Regions from separate parts of the Homo sapiens genome. Here region 2 is linked to region 1. A link is an interaction called in ENCODE POLR2A ChIA-PET data of the cell type or tissue named here. Cell type or tissue: PC-9. All regions are shown on one strand. Links, peaks and the distances in the headings refer to the core of each region. The heading gives the core; the rest is flanking DNA.

Region 1 (7,914 bases), core at 972-5,971:
AGGCAGCAGAATGGCATGAACCTGGGAGGCGGAGCTTGCAGTGAGCCGAGATCGCACCACTGCATTCCAGCCTGGGCGACAGAGCAAGACTCTGTCTAAAAAAACAAACAAACAAAACAAAAACACTCAGTTCCTACTCAGCTGAATGTCTTTGCTTTTCCATTTCATCCCTAGCAGAGCATATCCAGGGAAGCCAGACCACACCTACACACGGGAGTGCTGTAACTGTTACACACAACTGTGATTTAATCTCTCTAACGTCCACAACCAAGAAGAAATGAAAAGTGAGGCACACCTGTTAATCAGTATTAACCACGATCATAATATTTAAACAAGCATCACCATCTACACTAACACTGACCTTACCCCCTCTCAGAAAAAAACAAAGCAAAAAAGGGAGGCAGAAAGTGAAGCCTGCTCACCACAAAAGTATTTATGCCAAAAGTGGTGTGTGTTCCCATATGAAGTGTTAATAAATACAATGTATATTGCTTTTTAGTTAAGAAAAAAAGACTCAATTAAAAAAATGAAACAGAAATTGGGGATAGGCTTTAGAGAACTGCTACCCATCAGAGTCCGGAAAGCCCAAACAGAAGGAAAAAGCGCCCAGACTTTACTTAGGTTTGGTCCTTCAAATCATGCTTCTGCTACAGTTGCTTTAAAAATTAAACAGGCTGAACAAATAATAAAACATATCAGAACATCTGGAGATGGAATTGACCACTAGTAAGTGGATCATTACAACCTGTCAAGGTTTGGGCAATTTGGGGGATGCTATGACTTGCAAAATCCAGGGCAGGGGAAATAACACTCACTGTGCGGATCAATGTCTAATCACATTAACATAGGAACTAAAAATGTTTTCACAACGCAGAGAACGAGAGCTGCTCTTCCTAACAGAGGAGAAAAACAGCACATTCACCCATTCACCTGAGTGAAACTAACAAGCTGAAGTCTCTCACCTGAATACTAGATTAAAAATCCTGATTGGAAACCATATGTGGGCATCACTGTCTGAGAGGCAGAAGGCAAGAAATGGAATTCCAGGGCCACTGATCTTCGCAGTCCACTGTAGAGGGCAGCTTTCACTGGTCTTTGTTTCACATGTGCTATAGAAGTCTCTGTACATTATCTAACCAAGATCATCTTTCCATATATCATCCCGTCTTTTCTCCCTCCACTCAGTCATAAGTAAAAAGGGACATATCCATACACTCATGTGACACATTCAACTCACTGTGGCTTAGTTTTCTATGTGCCATTAGTTAAAGAATTTTCTTAGAAACCTTATTACCCACTTATACAGTTTTAAGTACATTTTAAAACAAAGTTTTAACTACTTTCTAAAATGTGATTCAGCCAGGAAACTCAAAAATATCTATTAACTCTGGCTTGGCGGATTCCTCTAACCCCACCATCTCAAAGGTTTACTTTTCTCCAGCCAACACGTATTGCAGCCAAAGGTTATTACAGACACACTCATCCCTTCCCATTCAGATCCTTACACCACAGTAACAGGAATATGGCCTCTTGCCTGGGCATTCTCACCCTTCCTTTGCCCTAGCTTCCCACCATGATAATGGGAAGGAAGAATGTTAAGAGATGGCAAGTGGAGGCAGAGGATTTGGGAAGAACACCTGGATTCCCTATCACTGTAGCCAACTTTCCCAAAGCCACCCAACTAAATATGCAATCTGAGTAAAAACTGTATTTATTTTGCAAACATAGCTTCAAATTCCCCAGTACTCGATCCCTCCTCCACCATACCTCCACCCCAGGTCTCCAGAATGCCCTGCCCTAACTCCCTTCTTACAGAAATTCTGAAGCCTCCATTCAGCTGCACCCACCCTTTCTCTGGTGCACACTGCGGCACTAGCAGTAAAAGGCAGGCTGGTCATTTCAGTGCTCCAGGGCTTAGAAAGAAGATTAGTGAGTGAGAAGCTCTTCCCTGCCCTCCACTGACACCTAGCAATTGGAAGAAGTTAAAACTCTCAGGCCATGTAATGGCAGGTACTATTCAAATAGGAATATGCACTCACCACTCAAAATTCGCACAGGCCAGACAAATGGTTCAAACTTTCCCAGGAAGTGATGGATGCTACTTCAATAACACTACATGGGAACTGCTTAAATTAGACATCACCTTTTTTAACAGGGCTACTAACTTCAAGCAAGGGCTTCGCCTGAAGTAATGCTATTGGAATAAACAATCTGTGTCCTGCCTCTCATAATTTCATGTTGGACATGATTACAAGATCAAGTACATTGGAAAAGCTCTGCAGAGCAAAAGCTAAAAGTACCAGATGATGCAATAGAGGAAAGTTTTACTTTTCCCTGGCTCCTAGTGTGTTCACCTCTAGCCACAAGTCCTCCTGAGTCACTGTCTCTCACCAGCTTCCATGACACTGAAAGGGAAGCTGCCGTTTTCTACCATTTCCTATACAAGGGAACAGTAGAGTCATCCCTCAGTATCTGAAGGGCACTGGTTCCAGGACCTCCCGCAGATACCAAAATCTTCAGATGCTTAAGTCTCTGATATAAAATGGGGTAGTACTAAAATATAACTTATGCACATCCTCTCTCCTGTATAGTTCAAATCATTTTTAGATTACTTATAATACCTAATACAATGCAAATGCTAGGTAACTCATTATACTATATTGTTTAGGGAATAATGACAAGGAAAGTCTGCACGTGTTCAGTAAAAATATTTTTTCTGAGTATTCTCCATGGGCAGTTGAATCCCCAAATGCAGAACCCATGGACACTGAGGTTCAATTGTACTTGAACTGGGCATTAAGTGCGTCACTAAGGAGGCTACTCTTCATAGATAAAATTTAGGAGGCATAATCACAGCTGAGCCAATTTGGAAAAATCAAGAAGGCAGGTACATGGAGCACAGCCAACTCTGTAAGCTAGACCTGCACAAGGAAGCACTCAGAGGAAAGAGCTTACATTCCTGCCATCCTTTGAAGATGAAGAAATGTTAGACTTAAATGCATTTGGTAAGACAGAGAAGAATGAAGAATCACGTGTTGTAATATAAATAGCAGCAAGACAAAGAGAACCAGGCTTAATCAGAATTATTTTTAACAAGCAAAGTATATTTATGTGTTACCTGTGTAATTAAGCATTTTTTAAAAGGCAGAAGGAAGTAGTAGTCATTGAGATAGAACCTAGTCAAGCATATGTGAATGAACCCCATTGTGGTATACTCAGTAATATATAGATTATAAGCCACATGTTATAACTGTATGCAATAAAATCTTGATCTAAAGCAAGTTAGAAATGAAGGTGGTACAGTCCAATTCATGTGTGTGGTATTTACTTTCAAAGGAGGAGGCCTATGTAAACTGATGCAGCTACCCATATCTCCAATATAATCTTCTATTCCATTTTCAACTCAAAATGATTATCAATTACCACTACCACGTATTTTTATCACTGAAAAAGACAGTAGCAAGTTGATAGAGAACATTTGATTCTTTTTTTTTTATTTTTTATTTTTTTTTGAGATGGAGTCTCGCTGTGTCACCCAGGCTGGAGTGCAGTAGTGCAATCTCAGCTCTCTGCAACCTCCACCTCCTGGGTTAGGCTGTGTAAGCCCTGCTGGGATTACAGGTGCCCACCACTATGCCTGGCTAATTTTTTTGTCTTTTTAGTAGAAAGGGGTTTCACTGTGTTAGCCCGGATGGTCTCGATCTCCTGACCTCATGATCCGCCCACCTCAGCCTCCCAAAGTGCTGGGATTACAGGCGTGAGCCACTGCACCTGGCCTCCTTTTGTAATTTTTAAGACTCATTATGGGTTTGTCTGGTTTTAATGCACAAAAGTAAAATGCTTTTATAGTAAAACTGGATAAAGAGAACCAGAAGGACAGAGAAGGGATAGAGTGGGGAAAGGATAAGGAGAACAAAGGAGGGGGGAAATACAAAGAGAAAATGTCTATTCAAAGAAAATGAAGCCAGATGTGGTGGTTCACACCTGTAATCCCAGAACTTTGGGAGGCTGAGGCAGTAGGATTGCTTGAGCCCAGGCTGGAAAACATAGAGAGACCCTCTCTTTAAAAAAAAAAAAAAATTAAAAATTAGCCAGGCATGGTGGTGCACATCTGTAGTCCCAGCTACTTGGGAGGCTGAGGTGGGAGGATCGCTTGAGCCTGGGAAGTTGAGCTGTGATTGTACCACTGTACTCCAGCATGGGCAACAGAGGAAAACCAGGTTTTAAAAAAGAGAGAGAGAGAGAGAGAGAAAGCAAGAAGCAAGAAAAAAAGAAAATGAGAAGACTACTTAAGCTCTGCTCTAGAGAACTGCAAGACAGACACTATAGCCTGTCCTGATCCACTTACCTGGGCACACTGGCCCCTTACATTAGATACTCAAAATGTCAGTGCCTAGTGGCTACCATTTACTGAAAATTCTAAAACACTATGCATTTGAACTTTCTGCACTGATGGAAGTATTTTATTCTGTGCTGTCCGGTCTGGTAACCATTAGCCACATGTGACTGCTGAACACTCAGCAATTACTGACTAGCATGATTGAACTAAATTTTTAATTTCATTTAAATCAGTCTAGGTTTAAATAGCCACATGTGGCTAGTGGCTACTGGATTAGTCAGCACAGGTCTAGAATACAGGAATCCGATAAATGTCATGGACTTTTTTTGAAATTTCACCAAGCTATTCACTTATGTTTAATAGATTTTATGTGCATGAATTCACTAAGATTTCATAGCAGACACAGCTCCTGTTGCCTGCCCCACTTCTTGCATTTCACTTTTATAATTATCTGACTCGTTATAAGTTGACTGTCTCTCTGCTGGACCAGAAGCTCCATAAGAAGAGCACTAGCGGGCCTTTCTTATTCTCCTCTCCAGCCCAGCCTGGAATGGGGCCAGGCACACACTGTGGTCTTTATTAAGACTTGCTGACCCATCAGACACCTGAGAAGCAAGTCAAAAAGGAAGTGTCTTTCCTGGAAGGATTATGCATAGAAAGATACACCCAAATACCCAAGACTCATTTTAAAAACAATTCTGAAGTGACACAGATCAACAATATTCTTAGTAACTAGTCCAATTTCTCTCCACTATAGCTCTTTTTACCCTACAAAAGTCAATAATATATCTCTCCACAGGGTTTACATACTCGATATTACCTTTTTACCAAAAAAGTTATTCCATGATTTTCTTAAATCACTTCTAAACAGATATTCCTTTTATACTTCCCTAAAAAACGTTATATCTCACTTGTAGCACTCAGCCACTAATCAATAAATTGAACACAGGATGCCCAGACACAAATTGTTAAAAACTGTCTATACTAACTTTCTGACTGCTTCACTTACAAAGCAAAGGATATATATGTAAAAGAATATATATTCATAAACAAAGCATGTACAGTATATATATCTATACACACACACACATCTACATGTGTGTCTGCACACACACACAAATTGAGCTTCCAATTATTAAGTCCTTTATCATACATTCTATCTACCTACCTAGTTCTATGCCCCCATTCCCATTTTTTTTAAGAGATGAAATCTCACTCTATTGCCCAGGCTGGAGTGCAGTGATGTGATCAAGGCTTACTGGAGCCTTGACCTTCAGGGCTCAAGCAATCCTCTCACCTCAGCCTCCAGAGTAGCTGGGACTATAGGCATGCACCACTATGCCTGGCTAATTTTCTAATTTTTATTTTTGTAGATATGGGGGTCTTGCTATATTGCCCAGGCTGGTCTCAAACTCCTGAACTCAAGCAATCCTTCTGCCTTGGCCTCCCAAAGTGCCAGGATTACAGGTGTGAGCCACAGCACCTGGCCAACCTAATTCTACTCAAAGCCACGTAATTATGGCAGTCAGAAAGCAATGGATTAGAATCCTATCTCTTCTACTTTCTAGATATGTGGTTTTGGGTAAGTTACTTAAACCTTCTGGGCCTCAGTTTCCCTATCTGAAAGCAACACCCAATTTCATGAGGTCTGTTGAGAGGATTAGGTAGTATACTGGCAATGAAAACAACTGGGGGGTGGTGGTGCCTGGTGCAAAGCAGGTGTTCTGTGTTTGCTAAATGAACAACTGATTTCATCTGTTTCTTGGGATGTCGTTCAGAGGCTTACAAACACCCTAAGAATAAACAAGAGTTCATTATATTCTAATTTAAAGTGAGCAGAGTCTGAAGATTTAAAGGCAAACCAATAACCGGTGATTGAACAAACGAGGGGATATGAAAAAAAAAGAAAAAGATTTCAGATGCCTGCTACAGATCAATTGAAAGGTCTCTACTCTTTGGAAATGGTTCAACTCAGGCTATCATTGTGGAATCACAATAGTTTATATTTTCCATAACTGCAGCTAATCCATGGTCTATTTATCTTTAGGGTATTACAATTTACAAGACCATTCACTATTCAGCCTCTGTATGTGTCCATTCTCACACTGCTATGAAGAAATACCCAAGACTGGGTATTTAATTGACTCACAGGTCTGCAGACCTGGGAAGGTCTCAGAAAACTTACAATCATGGTAGAAGAGAAAGCAAACACATCTTTCTTCACATGGCCGCAGCAAGGAGTAGTGCTGAGCAAAGGGCAGGGAAGCCCCTTATAAAACCATCAGTTCTCAGGAGAACGCACTATCACGAGAACAGCATGGGGGAACCGCCCCCATGATTCAATTATCTCCACCTGGTCCCACCCTTGACACGTGGGGATTATTACAATTCAAGGTGAGATTTGGGTGGGGACACAGAGCCAAATCATATCAGCCTCCTAACTTCACATTTGGTAAATTTGATTTCTGGTACTTTGCCTATTCTATAGCTTCTTCAACACTCAAGATGGTATATGTAAATAGAACTGAGATAAATGACAGCTTTAACAGTTTGTATAAAAAGTCCAAAGGTAAGCTGCAATAAAGTGCTCCTTTAAAAAGTTAACCTCTGTATTTTCTTGCTAGACTCCCTGGTAGGGAAATACATAAAGACTCAAGATCCTAATAAATAACATAAATAGGAAAGAGGGGAAGATGATGGTAGTCATTCATACCTCAGCTTCCTGCAGGGTCCCGTGGTTTAGGCACACCATGTCAGGGCAAGTGATGGGAGACCCACATCCTTCTCGGATTGCCAGCTGCATGTACTGTTTCAGGCACTGGAAGTTAAGAAAAAAAAGACAATTGCCCATTCCATTACAGTAGCAGAAAGGTTACATAACAGAACCACCACTGTGTCTTCTTCCTTAATTGGCTGTCCTGAGGCTCTTGTACTCAAGAAACATAAGTTATCACAAGTGTGAATACTAAGAGCCATCACTTTGGAAAGAATGCAGAGACAGGCAATTAATTATGTATGACTTCATCTTAAGAGTTTATTCAAGTCAGATTTCCCTATGCTCACACATTTCAGCCACCATAGATCAGGAAAAGAAAAAACACTATTTTCTAACCCTAAAGGCCCCCTCCTTTAAAAAAAAAAATATGAGTTCCTAATTCCATTTTTACCTAGTGGTCCTCTCCATCAAAGTTTACCCAAAACTAGAACAGAACGCTGTGACCCTTGCACTGAGCTAGCCACACAATCAAAGTAAGCTTAAGGCAGTGACATTTCTAGGACCACGCTTAAAAGCAAACATACCTGGAAAAGATAATGTCAAATTTGGGAAAGTCAGGTGACTTCCTGCTGACTGGGGACAGCAAAGATAACTTGCTTCCCAAAGACAAGAGACACATTGTCCCAAAGACATTATCCCAAAGACAATGAGACCTCAAAAATATGGGCCTTGGTGGATGCCATGTTAAGGAGGTTGGAGTAGGAAAAAAGGCACTGGTCCCCTGGGGAAAGAAGAAATTAAATAGAAAAAAATAAACCCAGAGAAGAAATTGAATAGAAAAAAGAAACCCAGAGAAGAA
Region 2 (7,914 bases), core at 1,476-6,475, 150 kb after region 1:
GCTCAAGCGATCCTCCTACCTCAGCCTCCCAAGTAGCTGGGACTACAGGTGCATGCCGCCACACCTGGTTAATTTTTGTATCTTTTGTAGAGACAGGTTTTCACTATGTTGCCCAGCCTGGTCTCAAACTCCTGGGCTCAAGCTATCAGCCTGCCTCAGCCTCTGAAAGTGCTAGGATTACAGGTGTGAGCCACTATGCCCAGCCTAGATAGTAGTATTTTTAATATCCTTACTTGAAAAAATTTAAATATGGCAAACTTTTAGTCCTTAAATTTTTTTTTTTTTTTTTTTTGAGACAGAGTCGCGCTCTGTCGCCCAGGCTGGAGTGCAGTGGCGCAATCTCGGCTCATTGCAAGCTCCGCCTCCCGGGTTCACGCCATTCTCCTGCCTCAGCCTCCCGAGTAGCTGGGACTACAGGCGCCTGCCACCATGCCCGGCTAATTTTTTTGTATTTTTAGTAGACACGGGGTTTCACTGTGTTAGCCAGGATGGTCTCGATCTCCTGACCTAGTGATCCGCCCGCCTCGGCCTCCCAAAGTGCTGGGATTACAGGCATAAGCCACTGCGCCCAGCCTAGTCCTTAAATTTTTAAAAAATTTTGCTATTCCTTCAAATCTAAATCCAGTTTCCCAATCTTAAGTATCTGTCTAGCTACTGACCCACCTCTCTCCTTTCTCTATGCTTTCCCTTTCTCCTAAGGGAGAAACATTTTTTTTTTTTTTATTGGCTGTTTACACTTTCCTTGCTTCCTTAACCTCATTAATCAATCCAACTACAGTCTTCCTTCTACCTGCATATCTCTACTGAAACTGCCTGTGGCTGAGCTCACACTAAGTTCCTAATTGCCAAAGCTACCGGAAATTTCTTTGTCATAATACATGACACTAATGACTATTCTTTTCATCTTAAATGTCTATAGTCCCTTTAACTCCCCGACTTCACTCTCTTCTAGTCTTCCTCCTACCCTCTGGCTACTCCTTCTCAGCCTCCTGTTGACTTCTCCTCTATGTCCTCAGGGTTCCATTGTTGAAGGTCTCTCCGCTTCACACTCCTGGGCTAACTCAGGGCATGGCTATTATCATCAGTCTGGGTTCTGACAATTCCTATATAATTATCTCCCACAATATTTACAACTCTATGAGGTAGATGTTACCTTTTCCCAGAGTTCAAACGCTGGTTTCCAGGCGAAGGAAATGAGGTTAAGAAAACTTAAGTAATCCGCAAGAAGTTCCATCATTAGGGAAGTATTCAGTCCACAACCTTCTGAATTCAGAGGTTATGATTATTTGACTCTAAAGCAATTGTTTTAAGGATAAAATAAGATAATGTATAAACATTTGCAGACTGAAACAAAAGGCTTATATGTTAATGAAATTCAGACATTTTATAGCAAAGAAAATTTTGTAAAGTCCAAATTCCCTTCTCTAATATCGTCTGTGTCTTGCTCTCTCCCTTCTCCCTGAAGTGGTAAAGCAAATCAGAATGCATTTCTTTTTTTTTTGGAACAGAGTCTTACTCTATCACCCAGGTTGGAGTGCACTGGTGCGATCTGGGCTCACCAGAACAAAATTACAGCTAGGAAAGAGGACTAAGTTCTAGTGTTCTATACCACTGTAGGATGACTCTAGTTAATAATAATACATAGTTTCAAACAGCTAGAAGGAAGATATTGAATGTATATAGTTTCAAATAGCTAGAAGGAAGATACTGAATGTTCCCGACATGAAGAAATGATAAATGTTTGAGATGATGGATATGCTAATTACTGTGATCTGATCACTATACATTATATGTATCACAACGTCACTATGTACTGCATGAATATGTACAATTATTTGTCGATTTTACAGTTTTTAAATAATAAAGCCAGAAGCAAGAAATAACCTAATACAAAAAGAAAATATATGACTTCAGCATTTATTAATAATGATAATAATTGATTTAAATAATCCTAGATTGTATCAACAAAAAACTAGGAAACGTGGGAGTTGGAGAGAGAGGTAGTAAATGTGCCAACTTTCCCATCTTGCAGAAATAAAGTTAATAAATACCGTTTTCTCCTGGCATTGATTAGGGAAAACATGCATATACATGTGCATATATATATATATATATATATATATATATACACACGCACACAAACAAAAACATTAGCATATACATATATACATACACACAAACAAAAACCCGAAAGGCAGCAGTAGTGGATATTTAAAATATGAGAACTACCTTCCAAACTATCACAGGGAAAGTGAGCAAACATAATAGTATTATCCAGATAACAAAAGAAACACTCTCAATAGCATGGGCAATTCTTATGATATATTGTTAAATTCTTTTAAAGTAGGTCAAAAAGCAAAATGCATAGAAAAAAGTGTCAATTCTGTAACAACAAAATTAGTACACATATATACTCACACACATTATTGTAGTAAATAACTATGAAAGTCATACCAAATTGTTAAATGTGGTTATCTCTGGATGGTAGATTTGGAGGTAGTTTTGATATTCATCTTTAAAGTCCTCTGTATTTTCCCAACCAAAAATGTAAAATAAGGCAATTGCCTGAAATGCTCCTTAACCTTTTTCATAAGCCTATTTATTTATTAGGGACAGGATCTTCCTCTATCGCCCAGGTTGGAGTGTAGTGGCATGACCATAGCTCACTGCAGCCTCAACTTCCCTGGCTCAAGCAATCTTCCTGCCTCAGCCTCCCGAGTAGCTGGGACTACAGGCGTGCACCACCACACCTAATTATTTATTTACTTATTATTTATTTATTTATTTTTGAGACATGTTGCCCAAGTGAGTCTGTTGCCCAAGGTGGAGTGCAGTGGCGCGATCTCAGCTCACTGCAACTTCTGCCTCCCAGGTTCAAGTGATTCTCGTGCCTCAGACTCCTGAGTAGCTGGGAGTACAGGCATGCGCCATCACACCCAGCTTATTTTTTTTTTTTTTTTTTTTGTATTTTTAGTAGAGATAGAGTCTCACTCTATTGGCCAGGCTGTTCTCAAACTCCTGGCCTCAAGTGATCTGCCCACCTCTGCCTCCCAAAGTGCTGGAATTACAGGCATAAGTCACCACACCCGCTCATCAATTTTTTAAAAATTTTGTAGATACAAGGTCTCACTATGTTGCCCAAGCCAGTCTCGAACTCCTGAGCTCAAGGGATCCTCCTCCCACCTCGGCCTCCCATAATACTGAGATTACAGCTGTGAGACACTGTGCCTGGCCCATAAGCCTATTTATAAATTTAAATTGATATAAAAACAATTTTAAATGTAATACTCTCCAAATACTCTTACCTCTTTCTGCTCACATGGTTTCCCAGAAAATATTTAAATGATGATAAAGTATGCTAATGGAGAATATGACTTTTTTTTTTTTTTCCTGAGACAGAGTCTTACACTGTCGCCCAGGCTGGAGGGCAGTGGCACGATCTCAGCTCACTGCAACCTCCACCTCCCAGGTTGAAGTGATTCTCCTGCCTCAGCCTCCCGAGTAGCTGAGATTACAGGTGTGTGCCACCATGCCTGGCTAATTTTTGTATTTTTAATAGAGGAGGGTTTCACTATGTTGGCCAGCCTGGTCTTGAACTCCTGACCTCATGATCCACCCACCTTGGCCTCCCAAAGTGCTGGGATTACAGGTATGAGCCACTATGCCTGGCTGAGAGTATGACTTTAGAAGAAAACAAATCATGACTAATTAAATATTATGGGGGAAAGTATTGTTAAAAGCAGTTGCTTGACTTTTTTTCCGTGTGTGTGTGTGTGTGTGTGTGTATGTGTGTGTGTGTGTGTGTGTGAAAAGCAAGGTCTTGCTATGTTGCCCAGGCTGGTCTCAAACTCCATGCCTCAAGCGATCCTCCCGCCTCTGCCTCCCTAAGTGGCGGGATTACAGGTGTGAGCCACCATACCTGGCTAGCTTGAAAATTTAAAGCAAGATTTCATGAGGCATTAATTACGCACTCTCCAAAAAAGGGGACAAAGGTGGGAAGGGGCACACATTCTGTCAACGTTCCCAAGCTGCAGACCAGGAAGCTGACCCCTGCCAAGAGAATGGCTGAGGGCCAGTTGCTTTCTGTACTAGGCCCAAAGTAGAGCCTTTCAAAGTGTTTACAAAGGTTTTCTATGAACCTCCTAATTCAGAGAATAGCCTTTGCCTTTCGGGATATGGAAACAAATGCATTGGAAGAATGGTAGTGAAAGAGAAAGAGAGCCCTCTCCAGATGCAAGGCTTTCTCCTAGGGTAGAAGTGTTAAGATTCCATTGTAATGAGGCAATTGTTCACCTCTTCATGTAAGAAATAACATAGGCCATAATAAATAACAAAGCATAATAAATAACAAAGGCCAAAAGAAGCAGATTAAAATGTATAAATTCTGGCCAAGCCTGTAATCCCAGCACTCTGGGAGGCCAAGGCGGGCTGATCACCTGAGGTCAGGAGTTCAAGACCAGCCTGGACAACATGGTAAAACCCTGACTCTACTAAAAACACAAAAAAATTAGCCAGGCATGGCACCTGTAATCCTGGCTACTTGGGAGTCTGAGGCAGGAGAATCGCTTGAACCTGGGAGGCAGAGGTTGCAGTGAGCCGAGACTGTACCATTGCACTCCAGCCTGGGCAATAAGAATGAAACTCCATCTAAAAAAAAAAAAAAAAAAAAAAAAAAAAAAATATATATATATATATATATATATATATATATATAAAAATTCATGGAACTGAAGGTAAAATTTGTACTACTGCTAAATTGTTAGATTTGTCTCAGATTAATAAATATTTTGTATAGAACAATGACTCTTGAACCCTACCAGACTAATGTTCATTTTTAAAACAAATATTTTGTGAGCTACCCCTTTTATATCTTGAAGTGAAATAGAAAATATAGCCAAATACATACATACTTTAAAAACAAAACAATTCAACCTCCTGATTATAACATAAAGGAGACATAAAGTAAATTCTAATAAAGTAGTATACATTTTAATTTACATAAAGTAAATTCTAATAAAGTAGTACACATTTTAATTTATAACTGCTCTGGCAGGATGATGACACTAAAAGACAGAACTCCTAAAAAGCCTCGAATAAAAAGTTATCGTGCAGTAAAGAATCACCTGCAAAGTGCAGTGGCTCATGTCTATAATTCCAGCACTTTGGGAGGCCAAGGTGGGCGGATCACTTGAGGTCAGGAGTTTGAGACCACCCTGGCCAATATGGCAAAACCCCATCTCTACTAAAAATACAAAAATTAGCCGGGTGTGGTGGTATGAGCCTGTAGTCCCAACTACTCCAGAGGCTGAGGCAGGAGAATGGCTTGAACCTGGGAGGTAGAGGTTGCTGTGAGCTGAGATCACACCACTGCACTACAGCTGGGTGACAGAGCAAGACTCTGTTTAAAAAAAAAAAAAAAAAATGCAATGGAGAGTGTGCAAATTTATCATATTATAGATGTCTTGTAAATCACCAAAAGTTTATGAAATTATTTTTTTAAATGTATGTTTAAAGACATCTTGATTATTAAGGATTCATTCTGCTTTGGAACACATTTTTTATTTTTTAACCATTCAACATTTATTATGTCCTACTATGTGCTATCCCTGGGGATACAGAGATGAAAAAAAAAAAAAACCATGCTTCCTACTCTCAAGGAGCTCACAGTCTAATGAGGGAGACTGACAAATAATTAGACAATGACAATACAGTGCACTAAGTGCTGTGATTGAGGGAAATTTTGAGGTAACACCTGAATTATCTTGAAGTTCATGTATGAGATATAAAAACACACCTTTTTGCTATTATTTTCTAGGCTTGTGTATATGCATGTAAATTCATAGTAAAACATCTGGAAGGATCACACCAAACTAAACATTTCTATTCCACAAGTATTTCCTAAATGTGTCAAGTGCTTTTCTAGGCATTTGGGATATATCACCAAACATAACAGACCAAGATCTCTGCCCTAGTTGCAAAGTCTTTTCAGAATTAGGAAATAGCTCAGATATCTTTTTTTTTTTTTTTTTTTTTTAGAAGGAGTCTTGCTTTGTTGCCCAGGCTGGAGTGCAGTGGTACGATCTTGGCTCGCGGCAACCTCAGCCTCCCAGGTTCAAGCGATTCTCCTGCCTCAGCCTCCTGAGTAGCGGGGACTACAGGCACGTGCCACCACACCCGACTAATTTTTGTATTTTTAGTAGAGACTGGGTTTCACCATGTTAGCCAGGATGATCAGGAGATCTCGTGATCCACCCACCTTGACCTCCCAAAGTGCTGGGATTATAGGCGTGAGCCACCACGCCTGGCCAGATATCTTAAAATGAGTATATAATCATCTATAGACTCACTCCACAGCTTGTATCTATTAGGGAAGCAATGTGGAATGTTAGAAGGGTATGCAACCTTGATCAAGATGCTCCCTTCTCTGAATCACAGATCTGTATAAAGGGAATAATAATGGCTACTTCTTAGGTCCGTAAAGATATTTTCTTAATGTAGGTAAAGTACCTCAATAAATGGTAGTAAATTGTGGTACTAGCAAGAATATCTCTCTAAATGTTCTCTCAAGATTGAATTCAATCCTTTCAGTGCCTATATATGAGGACAAATTATTTTACAACTAGTGAGAGTAGATCTTCAAGACAGATGATCTTGAAAGACAAAAGCATCAAGAAGTAGGACTTCCAGGCCAGGTGTGGTGGGTTGTGCCTGTAATCCCAGCACTTCAGGAGGCCAAGGCCGGAGGAATGCCTGAGCCCAGGAGTTCGAGGCTGCAGTGAACTATGATTGTGCCACTGCACTCCAGTCTGGGTAACAGAGCAAGACACTGTCTCTTAAATAAAAAGAAGAAGAAAGAAGAAGAAGAAAGGAGGAAGGAGGAAGAGGAAGAAGAGGAAGAGGAGGAGGAAGAGGAGGGAGAGGACGAAGACAAGGAAGATGAAGAAAAGTAGGAAGAAGAAGAACGAAGAAGAAGGAGAAAGAAGAAGAAAAGAAGAAGAAGAACAACAACAAAAAACTAGTACTACTACTGCCAGGAGAAGCTTTAATTAATAAGATTTTGAGGCTGGACACAGTGGCTCACACCTATCATCCCAGCACTTTGGGAGGCCAAGGCAGGTGAATTGCTTGAGCTCAGGGCTTTGAGACCAGCCTGGGAGCCTGGACCAGTGTGGACTTGGCTGGCTGAATATGTTTGCTCCCGGCCAAAATGGCAAAACTCAGTCTCTACAAAAAAAAAAAAAAAAAATAGCCAGGCATGGTGGTGCACACTTGTGGTACCAGCTACTCAGGAGGCTGAAGTAGAAGGATTGCTTGAGCCCAGGAGGTCAAGGCTGCAGTGAACCTAGATGGCGTCACTGCACTCCAGCCTGGGTGACAGAGCGAGACCCTGTCTCAGGAAAAAAAAAAAAAAAAAAAAAAGAAAAGGAAATAGAATTTTGAGAGCTAGAACCTCCAGTGATAGTTTCCATTAGTTCATATGAAAATCTCCGGGATAGGGTGTGAAAGCTAACCATTCCTGAATGATTGGCTGATTTATTAAGTCATGCTCTTCACACACCCATGACCTTACTCCTTCCTCTCTCTACACTCAGCTCTCTTAGTGTACTACTCTTTTCTTGTGTCAGTCAGTTGAAGTAGTTCCATTCAATATAATGAAAAACCTAGGATGCTGCTATAGAGTAGTTCACTGCCTTTGTAAATGACCTACATTGCCTTTAATGCCATGCTTTTTTTAAATTTTTATTTTAAAAAAAATTAATTGTAGACACAGGTCTTGCCATCTTTCCCAAGCTGTCTCCAACTCCCAGGCTCAAGCAATTCTCCCGCCTCAGCCTCCCGAAGTGCTGGGATTACAGTTGTGAGCCACTGCTCCCAGCCTAATGCCACACTCTGAGTTTTGTTGAATATCTAGCT

What was found. ChIA-PET counts read pairs that join two places held together with the same protein. Peaks named below come from ENCODE experiments on the same cell type or tissue, not always from the same donor. Only the 100,000 strongest peaks of a DNase experiment are listed, where the experiment ranks them.
Region 2: POLR2A ChIA-PET joins it to region 1 with 7 read pairs; 3 of 35 experiments call an interaction of 5 or more read pairs at or near these places.

Annotation. Positions count from the first base shown.
Region 1 is chr6:18,426,824-18,434,737 of GRCh38, reverse strand. RNF144B (ring finger protein 144B) reads right to left here. Exons shown (of 8, transcript NM_182757.4): 3 at 7,053-7,157. Among named protein-coding and RNA genes, the nearest start is that of RNF144B, 43 kb to the right of the region's middle. In PC-9, for the core only: no CTCF peak of the experiment used is centred there; DNase peaks (open chromatin) are centred at 2,347 and 2,967; H3K27ac peaks cover 2,867 bases.
Region 2 is chr6:18,280,765-18,288,678 of GRCh38, reverse strand. No RefSeq gene overlaps it. Among named protein-coding and RNA genes, the nearest start is that of DEK, 20 kb to the right of the region's middle. In PC-9, for the core only: no CTCF peak of the experiment used is centred there; no DNase peak of the experiment used is centred there.